Linked DNA regions of Homo sapiens: region 1 is linked to region 2. Evidence: chromatin contacts called from ENCODE Hi-C or POLR2A ChIA-PET data. All regions are on one chromosome and are shown on one strand. Each heading gives the region's core, a stretch centred on a gene start or an enhancer-like site at or near the end of the contact. The rest is flanking DNA. Distances are from core to core; before and after follow the strand shown.

Evidence for each region. A loop is a pair of places that touch in the nucleus more often than their neighbours do. ChIA-PET counts read pairs that join two places held with the same protein, here RNA polymerase II (POLR2A). Pooled maps may share reads with other maps.
Region 1: a loop to region 2 is called in a map of PC-9, with 7 times the contacts of the local background. The contact joins the promoter of MYH16 here to the enhancer-like site in region 2. A Hi-C loop is called at or near these places in 7 of 168 maps with a recorded cell type or tissue (CD8-positive, alpha-beta T cell, Calu3, PC-9 and 4 more) and 3 of 50 pooled maps. POLR2A ChIA-PET finds 5 or more read pairs at or near these places in 6 of 52 experiments (HCT116, MCF 10A, PC-9 and 3 more).

Annotation. Positions count from the first base shown.
Region 1 is chr7:99,269,766-99,275,526 of GRCh38, reverse strand. It overlaps MYH16 (myosin heavy chain 16), which reads right to left and starts at 2,688. Exons shown (of 24, transcript NM_001431356.1): 1 at 2,450-2,688; 2 at 2,104-2,185. The coding sequence starts at 2,184.
Region 2 is chr7:99,158,903-99,164,724 of GRCh38, reverse strand. It overlaps a transcript of KPNA7 not described here. Among named protein-coding and RNA genes, the nearest start is that of SMURF1, 18 kb to the right of the region's middle. Within about 2 kb of position 2,229, at least 10 of the 41 ENCODE cell types and tissues checked have a DNase peak (open chromatin) inside an H3K27ac peak, as active enhancers do; they include HCT116, PC-9 and mammary epithelial cell, where a contact is called at or near this core.

The DNA.
Region 1 (5,761 bases), core at 1,439-3,938, 110 kb before region 2:
CAATTTAAAAAATGAAAACTCAAATCCACAATTTTGTGGGTAACATTTGCTTAGGATGAGATTAAAGCAGGTAAGACTACAAAGTTTCCTTTTAAAGTAAAAGTTGTGGCTGGGCACAGTGGCTCACGCCTGTAATTCCTGGAGGCTGGGGAGGATCACTTGAGATCAGGAGTTTGAGACTGGCTGGGGTAATGTAGCAAGACGCTGTCTCTACAAAAAATTTAAAAATGAGCTGGGCGGGCGCTGTGTACCTGTAATCTCAGCCATTTGGGAGGCTGAGGTGGGAGGATTGCTTGAGGCCAGGAGTTTGAGACCAGCCTGGGCAACATAGCAAGACCCTGTCTCTTCAAAAACAAAAATTAAAAATTAGCTGGGCATGGTGGCACACACCTATAGTCTGAGCTATTCGGGAGGCTGAGGTGGAAGGATCGCTTGAGCCCGGAGTTAGAGGCTGCAGTGAGCTATGATTGCATCACTGCACTCTAGCCTGGGCAACAGAGTGAGACCCTGTGTCAAAAAAAAATTTTTTTTTTCCAAAATAAAAAAGCGAGGCCAGGTGCAATGACTCACATCTATAATCCCAGCAGCACTTTGGGAGGCCAAGGCGGGTGGATCACCTGAGGTCAGGAGTTTGAGACCAGCCTGGCCAGCATGGTAAAACCCTGTCTCTACTAAAAATACAAAAATTAGCCAGGTAGGGTGGCAGATGCATGTAATCCCAGATACTCAGGAGGCTGAGGCAGGAGAATAACTTGAACCCGGGAGGCGGAGGTTGCAGTGAGCTGAGATTGTGCCCCTGCACTCCAGCCTGGGTGACAGAGTGAGACTCCGTCTCAAAAAAAAAAAAAAAAAAAAAAGTGAATTAATGTAAAGAAAGGTGAGTCATGGAACAGGCGGGGAAAGCCAGGCGGCACCGGCAACGCCTGGCCTTTGAGACATGCTCACCTAGATTCCTCTCCAATCCCAGGTCCTCCAGGGCCGGCCTGTGTGTGGATACATTTGGGGAAGCAGAACTTACTATTCCTCCCTTTCCATCTGTGGTGGGTGCTGATTGTTAGCTAGTTCTTTCCCATGGGGGAGTGTAAAGAAACTTCCTTGTGAGCTATGGAGGACTCAGGGCCACCCGAGATGACTCAGAGCCTGTCCCCACCCTCTGCGGGTCCTCCTTTCTCCTGAACATAGCTGCCTGGTGCCTGACTCCCTCTTCTGGTGCCCAGAGACATGTCCCTCTTAATGGTGGCCCCAGCACAGGCATGATTGGACCCATGTGCAGTGCCATGGCTGGTGGCCTCCTGCCTTGGTTGAGGGTGGCCTGGCTGCTTGGGACCTCTGTGGGTCCCACCACCTGGCTGACTCACATACCATACTCATTGCTGTTTCGGAAGAACAGGAAATGAGAGGTCGGACCTTATCATTTCCTGAGGTTCCCCCAGCTCTAAGCCAAGAACTCACTGGAGTTGAAGATGCCTCAACATGCCCAGGGGCAAGGAGTCAATAATCAAGCTCACTTTTTTTGGTGGGGGTGGTATGGCGCTCTCCATCTTAAGTGGATTTTATTTTGAGGGATGAGATGGAAGGCAGAAAGACACTTGCTCTCCTTTCCTTTCCTCTCTCCCTTCCTTTCCTCTCTCCCTTTCATCTCTCCCTTCCTTTCCTCTCTCCCTTCCTTTCCTCTCTGTCTTCCTTTCCTCTCTCCCTTCCTTTCCTCTCTGTCTTCCTTTCCTCTCTCCCTTCCTTTCCTCTCTCCCTTCCTTTCCTCTCTTTCTTACTTTCCTCTCTCTCTTCCTTTCTTTTCTTTTGAAATGGGGTCTCACTGTGTTGCCCAGGCTGGTCTCAAACTCCTGGCCTCAAGCAATCCTCCTGCCTCAGCCTCCCAAAGGGCTGGGATTACAGGTGTGAGCCACTGTGCCCGCCCCATGATTTTTCTTAGGGAGGAATTAGTCCCTGTCTGGACAGAGGCTAGATTTTTGTCTCTAAGGTGCCCTCATTTTCAAACTGTTCTTGCAGCCTCTCACTCCCGAGGGGCATCTCTGTCCAGGATCAAGCCCTCCCCCAGCCCATAGGCAGCAGCAGTCCCCCCTGGCCTGGCCCCTCGGCCCTCACCTTGTTGTACAGCTTCCACCAGCCCCAGAAACGGAGCTGCAGGAACTTGTGCACGTTCTGCTGAATGACTTTCAGGCCCATTCTGCGAAAAGAATCCAGGGTTGAGTGGGTTACAATGAAGGTGTTAGGACCTGGCTTCCCTGGGGAAGGGGTGGGGCCTGGGAATAGAAGCCAGCAGATCTACCTTGTTCAGACACCAAAGTGCCTTCTCGAGACCCAGCATTGCCCATGTGGTCTGCGGCAGGGAGACTCACGTTGGGGTCAGAGCTTAGCAGCACGATAAGGGAGCTGAGGTGAAACCTGATGGAACCAGGTCCCTCCCAGATGGCACAAGGCTGAGACATACCAGTCATTGACTCCTGCATTTTCCCTCCTCCACCAGAAATCACCCATTAGTCTCCAAATCCCATGGATCTGCAAAGTTGCTGGAATCTGCCCGTTTCTTGTTCCCTGCAGCTTCACTCAACTGCCATTTATTGAGGACCTCCTGTGCACCAAGGCCCTGGGCTGAATCAGGCCAAGATCCCTCACATCAGCCCCTAACTGGTATCCCTGCCTTCAGTCCAGGGCTGCAGGTGGCCTGCTGATGGGAACAGGAATTCATTACTAATTCTATGACCACAAAGAAATAGAGTGAATCACAGGTCATCTGGGATGGACCTACCTTTTTTTTTTTTGAGACAGGGTCTCACTCTGTTGCCCAGGCTAGAGTGCAATGGTGCAATTATGGCTCACTGGAACTTTGTACTCCCTGGCTCAAGCAATCCTCCTGCCTCAGCCTCCAAAGTAGCTGGGACTACAGGCATGCACCACCACCTGCGAATTTTTTGTTTCTGTTTTTTTTTGTAGAGATGGGGTCTCCCTATCTCCTGTTGCCCAGGCTGGTCTCAAACTCCTGAGCTCAAGTGATCTCCCACCTTGGCTTCTCAAAGTGCTGGGATTACAGGTATGGGCTACCACACCTGGCCAGACCCAGCCCTTTAAAAATTACCAGGTTAGGGAGATGGCTGAAAAACATGGTTCCAAGGGCAGGGATGTGGAGTGAGAATTGCTGAGTTCTAATCCTGGCTCTGCATGAACCTGCCCCAGTTCCTTAACCTCTCAGACCTCAGTTTCCACATCTGTAAAGTGGGGGTGCTGGCCCTACCATGCCCCTCTCATAGCATCATTATGTGAATCAAGTAAGAGGAAGGCTGTGACATGACTTGAAACTATAAAGAGAGGGTTTATATTAGTTGTTTCCTGTTAGGGGTTAAGCTGTGTCCTCCGAAAGGATACGTTGAAGTCCTAACACCCAATACCTAGGAAGGGAACCTTGTTTGGGAATAGGGTCTCAGCAAATGTAACTAGTTAAGATGAGGTGGTCATACTGGAGTAAGGTGGACCCTAATTCAATGACTGGTGTCCATATAAAAAGAGGGAAGATGGGCTGGGCGCAGTGGCTCACGCCTGTAATCCTAACACTTTGAGAAGTTGAGGCAGGTGGATTGCTTGAGCCCAGGAGTTTGAAATGAGCCTAGGCAACATAGGGAGACCTTGTCTCTACCAAAAAAAAAATTAGCCAGGTGTGGTACAGTGCACCTGTAGTCCTAGCTACTCAGGAGGCTGAGGTGGGAGTATCACTCAAGCCCAAGAGGTTGAGGCTGCAGTGAGCTATGATCGCACCACTGTACTCCAGCCTGGGCTACAGAGCAAGACCCCATCCCCCACTCAAAAATAAAATTTAAGGCGATGGATATCCCAGTTATCCTGATTTTATTATATGAATGTATCAAGTTATCACATAAAACCTAAAATATGCATAGCTATTAGGTATCAGTAAAAAAATTTTTAAAAATTCCTGTTGTTTGAAGCCACCCAGTGTGTGAACTTGGTTGCGGCAGCTCTGAGAGACAGGGTTCTTTTTATTTTTTTGAGACGGAGTTTTGCTTCTGTCGCCCAGGCTGGAGTGCAATGGCACGATCTCAGCTCACTGCAACCTCCGCCTCCCGGATTCAAGCGATTCTCCTGCCTCAACCTCCCCAGTAGCTGGGATTATAGGTGCCCACCACCACGCCCAGCTAATTTTTGTATTTTTTGTAGAGATGGGGTTTCACCATGTTGGCCAGGCTGGTCTTGAACTCCCGACCTCAGGCAATCCGCCCGCCTCAGCCTCCCAAAGTGCTGGGATTACAGGCATGAGCCACCGCACCTGGCCAGCCACACAGGGTTCTTTGTGCCAGCAAGACATTGGCATCCACCCCTGGCCCACCACGCAGCATGGCCAGTGGAGCTGGCCCTGAGTGCGTGTGGCTCCTCTGGGCCTTCCTGTCGGTGTTTGTGAGTGCTACCTTCGTTCCAGCATCTTCTTGAACTCCACCCTCATGAGGAAGCCCCGAAGCCGACACTGCAGCATCGTCATGATCTTGGCCAGACGCTCGTCCCTCATGTCCTCAAGCCTGGCCAGGATGCCCGCACGGAAGAACACCTGGGGAAAGACCGCACGCCTTTGAAAAAGCCCGGCTGTCACCGATGGCAGCCACTTGGGGGAGTTTTAAATCAAAGAAGGGTTTTTGTTTGTTTGTTTTGCTGGAGTGCAGTGGCGCGATTACGGATCACTGCAGCCTCAACCTCCCGAGCTTAAGCAATCCTCCCATCTCAGTCTCCCAAGTAGCTGAGACTACAGGCACATGCCACCATGCCTGGCTAAATTTATTATTATTATTGTAGAGATAGGGTCTCACTATGTTATCCAGGCTGAGCCTCCCAAAGTGCTTGGGATTACAGGCATGTGCCACCATGTCCAGCTAATTAAAAAAATTTTTTTCGGCTGGGCGCAGTGGCTCATGCCTGTAATCCCAGCACTTTGGGAGGCCGAGGTGGGTGGATCATGAGGTCAGGAGATCGAGACCATCCTGGCTAACATGGTGAAACCCCATATCTACTAAAAATACAAAAAGCCGGGCGTGGTGGCGGGCGCCTGTAGTCCTAGCTACTCAGGAGGCTGAGGCAGGAGAATGGCGTGAACCCGGGAGGCGGAGCTTGTAGTGAGCCGAGATCACGCCACTGCACTCCAGCCTGGGCAACAGAGCAAGACAGTCTCAAAAAAAAAAAAAAAAAATTTTTTTTTCTGAGATGAGGTCTGGTTATGTTGCCCATAACCAAGGCTGGCCTTGAACTACTGGACTCAAGTGATCTTCCTATCTCAGCCTCCCAAAATGCAGGAATTATAGGCATGAGCCACCATGCCCTGCCTGTTGATGTTTTAAAAATCCCCCCAGGCCAGGCACGATGGCTCACACCTGTAATCCCAGTGCCTTGGGAGGCTGAGACGGGCAGATCAGGAGTTCAAGACCAGCCTGGCCAACGTGGTGAAACCCCGTCTTTATTAAAAATACAAAAAATTAGCCAGGCATGCTGGCAGGTGCCTGTAATCCCAGTTACTCGGGAGGCTGAGGCAGGAGAATCGCTTAAACCCGGGAGGCGGAGGTTGCAGTGAGCCAAGACAGTGCCACTGCACTCCAGCCTGGGTAACAGAGTGAGACTCCGTCTCAAAAAAAAAAAAAAAAAAAAAAAAAAGTGTCCCCAGATGAGTCTAATGTATAGCCAAGGTTGAGAACTTTGTTCTAGAGAAATTCCTGCACAGGACCATGAGCAAGGATGTTCACAGCAGCACTGC
Region 2 (5,822 bases), core at 980-3,479:
TTTCCAGTGGCTACCTGCATCCTGCCTCTCCAGGCCTCCTTTTTGGTCTTAGGTGCTCTCCCATACTCTTTCGAGAAATTTTTTTTTTTTTTAAATTCTTTAAGTTTTAGGGTACATGTGCACAATGTGCAGGTTAGTTACATATGTATACATGTGCCATGGTGTGCTGCACCCATTAACTCGTCATTTACATTAGGTATACCTCCTAATGCTATCCCTCCCCCTACCCCTACCCCACAACAGTCCCCGGAGTGTGATGTTCCCCTTCCTGTGTCCATGTGTTCTCATTGTTCAATTCCCACCTATGAGTGAGAACATGAGGTGTTTGGTTTTTTGTCCTTGCCATAGTTTGCTGAGAATGATGGTTTCTAGTTTCATCCATGTCCCTACAAAGGACATGAACTCTTCATTTTTTATGGCTGCATAGTATTCCATGGTGTATATGTGCCACATTTTCTTAATCCAGTCTATCATTGTTGGACATTTGGGTTGGTTCCAAGTCTTTGCTATTGTGAATAGTGCCGCAATAAACATACATGTGCATGTGTCTTTATAGCAGCATGATTTATAATCCTTTGGGTATATACCCAGTAATGGGATGGCTGGGTCAAATGGTATTTCCAGTTCTAGATCCCTGAGGAATCACCACACTGACTTCCACAATGGTTGAACTAGTTTACAGTACCACCAACAGTGTAAAAGTGTTCCTATTTCTCCACATCCTCTCTAGCACCTATTGTTTCCTGACTTTTTAATGATCACCATTCTAACTGGTGTGAGATGGTATCTCATTGTGGTTTTGATTTGCATTTTCGAGAAATTCTTTTTAAGTAGCCAGAGTAGGTTCCTGTTGCTTGAGACTGAGGGATCTTAAGTGATGCCCATGAGGAGTAGAAAATGATACCGTAACTCGAGACATTATTTAAATCCAAAAGATTAAGTCCCATTCTGTCAAAATAGAGACAGTATATAACATTTGAATTTTTACATTAAATAATGTTAAATAGGTAATATTTGTTATATATAAAATACACACTAGGCCAGGCGTGGTGGCTTATACCTATAATCCCAGCACTTTGGGAGGCTGAGGTGGGAGAATCACTTGAGGCCATGAGTTCAAGACCAGCCTGGGCAACACAGCATGACTCCATCTCTATAAAAATAAAAAATTAGCTGGGCATGGTAGTGAGGATCTGTAGCCCCAGCTACTCAGGAGGCTGAGGTAGAAGGGCCACTTGAACCCAGGAGTTCAAGGTTACAGTGAGCTACAATTGCACCACTGCACTCCAGCCTGGGCAACAAAGTGAGACCCTGTCTCAAAAAAAAAAAAAAAAAAAAAAATATATATATATATATATATATATACACACACTCATATTTATAGTGCATATATAAAATATGTATATTATATATAAATATATTACAAATTTAATATATTTGTAATTGAAAAAACATATTGAAAAAATGGTCCTATGACTTCAATACAATAATTTTTGTTTGCATTTCTTTTCTAGGTTGAATTTACATACACTTTTTTTTTTCTGAGGCAGAGTTTTGCTCTTGCTGCCCAGGCTGGAGTGCAGTCACGCAGTCTCGGCTCACTGCAACCTCCGCCTCCCAGGTTCAAGTGATCCTCCTGCCTCAGCTTCCCGAGTAGCTGGGATTATAGGAGTGTGCCACCACATCCAGCTAATTTTTGTATTTTTAGTAGAGCTAGGGTTTCTCCATGTTGATCAGGCTGGTCTTGAACTCCCGACCTCAGTTGATCTGCCTGTGTCAGCCTCCCAAAGTGTTGGGATTACAGGCGTGAGCTACCGTGTCCAGCCTTACATATACTTTTTTTCAAAGAATCTGATTGGAATACAGATTCTTTTTCAACATCTTAAAGCATTTTTCCCCCTATTCGTAGATTGTAGTTGAAGGGAGGTGGAAAGGTGAGATGGTTTACAAAGATAGGTCTTTGAGAAAAAATTTTTTTAATTAAAAGAGCTGGAAGCCCTGTTGAGCTTAGTCACTGTTGTCCGAGTGATCTAACCTTGTTGGCTCAAAATACTGTCAACCTCTTTTTTTCCTTCTCTTTGCATGACAAAGCAGCCTTTGTAGTTTGAAGATACTAATACTGACTTGCCTAGCAAGGTTTAAAAAAAGGAGCAATTTGCCTTTGGTATATGGTCTGGGTGCAAAGAGATGGTGTTAGTCACCTTCTGGCTGGGTGCCCACCTGCTTAGACTCGGGGAGTTGGGACGACTGGTGAGGCAACAAAGAGGAAGGAAGGTGTGAATGGCTATAGGTTGGTTTACGGTGTGAACACTGAACTGGAACAACTTTGACCTTTTGCATTTGCCCAGAAATTGTAATGTACCTCAAAGAATGCAATTCTCAGCTGGGCATGGTGGCTCATGCCTGTAATCCCAGCACTTTGGGAGGCCAAGGCAGGTAGATCACCTGAGGTCAGGAGTTCAAGACCAGCCTGGCCAACATAGTGAGACCCTGTCTCTGCTAAAAATACAAAATTAGCTGGGTATGGTGGCACATGCCTGTAATCCCAGTTACTCGGGAGGCAAGGTTGGAGAATCACTTGAACCCAGGAGGTGGAGGTTGTAGTGAGCTGAGATTGCACCACTGCACTCCAGCCTGGGCAACAAGAGCAAAACTCAATCTCAAAAAAAAAAAAAAAAAAAAAAAAATTGCAATCTTGGTTAGCCATGCACACTGCGTAACTTATCTGCTGTTTTTTCCTGAAACATGGACTGTGTTAATGATAATGGCATGCATTATAAGGCAGCACAGTTTGCTTTAAGGCATAAAAGAATAACTTGGAGCCATGAGCCCTGGGGTCAGTTCTACTCTTTTTCTAAATAGCCTAAGCCTGGACATGTCATGTAATTTCACTGTTAAGTGCCTCATTTGTGGATTCTTTTCTGTCAATTCCTTTGGGCTTCAGTTTTTTTCATCTGTAAAAGAAGGGGTTCAAGTGTCAAACAAGGCGATGCAAAAATGGTTATCCTCAATTTCCAAGTAAACTGGAGCTCATAAGGTTAGCCAACTTGCCCTTCATCTTTCAGTAAGTGGCAGACAGGGAATCACTAATAACTAATTCAAAGCCTCATGAATTAGTTACTTGCTATATAACAAATTTCCCAGAAACTTAACAGCTTAAAAAAATTATTATACAGAGTTTCTGTAAGGCAAGAATCTGGGGGACAATTTAGATGGTTCTGGCTCTCAAGGTCTTTTATGAGGTTGGACTTAAGCTGTCAGCCAGAATTGTGGTCTCATTTGAAGACTCAACTGGGAGAGGACCTACTTACAATGGTAGTATGTGGTAGTTAGAGGGTTTCAGTTCTTCAGTGGCTGATGGCTGGATATTTCAGTTCTACGCTACACAGGCTTTCCCTTGGGCTTCCTGAATCTCCAATAACAGGGAAGTTTGCTTCTCCCAGAGCAAGTGATCAGAGAGAGAGAGAGAGAGAGAGAGAGAGAGAGAGAGAGAGAGAGAGAGTTTGTGTACATGGGAGACAGAATCCCCAAGACAGAAGCCATGGTCCTTTATAACCTAATCTTAGAAGGCATGGTGGCTCACGCCTGTAATCCCAGAACTTTGAGAGGCTGAGGTGAGCACGTCACTTGAGGTTAGGAGCTCGAGACCAACCTGGTAAACATGGTGAAACCCTGTCTTTACTAAAATATACGAAAATAAGCCAGGTGTGGTGGCACATGCCTGTAGTCCCAGCTACTCGGGAGGCTGAGGCAGGAGGATAGCTTGAACCTGGGAGGTTGCAGTGAGCTGACATCATGTGACTGCACTCCAGTCTGGGTGACAGAGAAAGACTCTGTCTCAAAAAAAAAAGGTGGCATACAATCACTCTGCTATACGATAACCTTGTAGGATGTGGGAGGAGCTATGCAGAGGTGTGAAGACCAGAAGACAGAGGTCATTGGGAACCATCTTGGAGGCTGGCTTCCCTACTCATCCACTCCACCCTGGAGTGGATCATTTGTTCTCATTTGAAAAGACATCATTTAAATGATAACCTAGGGCCACTGAAGTCTCAGCAAAGAAATAGAAGAGAATCAAATGTAAGTGTTAGAACTGACAAATACTATAACTGGAATTTAAAATTTACTGGATGATGGCTGGGTGCAGTGACTCAAACCTGAATCCCAGCACTTTGGGAGGCCAAGGCAGGAGGATTGCTTGAGCCTAGGAGTTCAAAACCCACCTGGGCAACATAGCGAGACCCTGTCCCTAAAATAAATAAAATTTACTGGATGGGCTTAACAGCAGAATGGAGGAGACAGGAAAGAATCCATGAAGTTGAATATAAAACAATAGGAAGCTGCAATTAAACCCCTAGATGCAACTACCAATTTATAAGAAATACAAAAGACAGAGGAGAGGCCGGGTGCGTGGCTCACGCCTGTAATCCCAGCACTTTGGGAGGCCGAGGCGGGCGGATCACGAGGTCAGGAGATTGAGACCATCCTGGCTAACACGGTGAAACCCCGTCTCTACTAAAAATACAAAAAAAATTAGCCTAGCATGGTGGCGGGCACCTGTAGTCCCAGCTACTCAGGAGGCTGAGGCAGGAGAATGACGTGAACCTGGGAGGCGGAGCTTGCAGTGAGCCAGGATCGTACCACTGCACTCCAACCTGGGCAACAGAGCGAGACACTGTCTCAAAAAAAAAAAAAAAAAAAAAAAAACAAAAACAACAGAGGAGAAACACTAAGCTACACTTCAGAAAAGCAAGCAGCAGACTCCAGACCATGAGAAATCCTGCAGACAAGCTACTTCTTTCCTTCTCTTAATAAATTCCAACTAAAAAATTGCTTGGGGGGAACTTATAAATTTAGACTTAAATGACGTATTGACTAACCAGAGTGGGCCTCATTTGTATTCTGATACCACCAAACAATTGAGAAAATAAAACACATATGACATTTATGAGACAATTGGAAACTTGAGCATTGAATGGAGGTTTGATGATAAAGAATGATTGGCTGTTTTGGTTTAATCATCATATTGGGGCTATGTTAATTAGAAATAAAGTCCTTTTAGAGAAATCGGAATGATCATAGATGAAGTGATGTGATGTTTGGAATTTGTTTCAAAGTAATACGGGAAGAGGGAAGTGACAGATACACACATGGGGTGGAATTGGCAATGTGATCATGGTTACCAGGGCTGGTGATAGGTCCATGGGGAGTTCTGTTCTATTCTTTCTGTGGGTGGTTGAAGTTCTCCATAATGTAAAGTTGGAAAGACAAAAAGCTGTTACATCCCCCTATTCCATGAAGCTGACCAACTGCCCCCTGCCCCACCTGGCAGCGAACTGGAAGTTTATTCCTTTTTTTTTTTTTTTTTTTTTTTTTGAGACAGTGTCTCCCTGTGTCACCCAGGCTGGAGTGAAGTAGCACTATCATAGCTCAGTACAGCCTTGAACTCCTGGGGCTCAAGGAATCCTTCCACCTCAGCCTCCCAAGTAGCTGGGACTACAGGCATGCACTACCATGCCTGGCTAATGACATTGCTTTTATGAAGCAAAACATAGGATGTTGTCGGGCATGGTGGCTCACGCATGTAATCCCAGTGCTTTGGGAGCCTGAGGCGGGCAGATCACCTAAGGTCAGGAGTTCAAGACCAGCCTGACCAACATGGTGAAACCCCGTCTCTACTAAAAATACACAAGTTAGCCGGGCGTCGTGGTGTGCACCTGTAGTCCCAACTACTCGGGAGGCTGAGACAGGAAAATCGCTTGAACCCAGGAGGCGGAGGTTGCAGTAAGCCAAGATTGTACCGCTACACTCCAGTCTGGGTG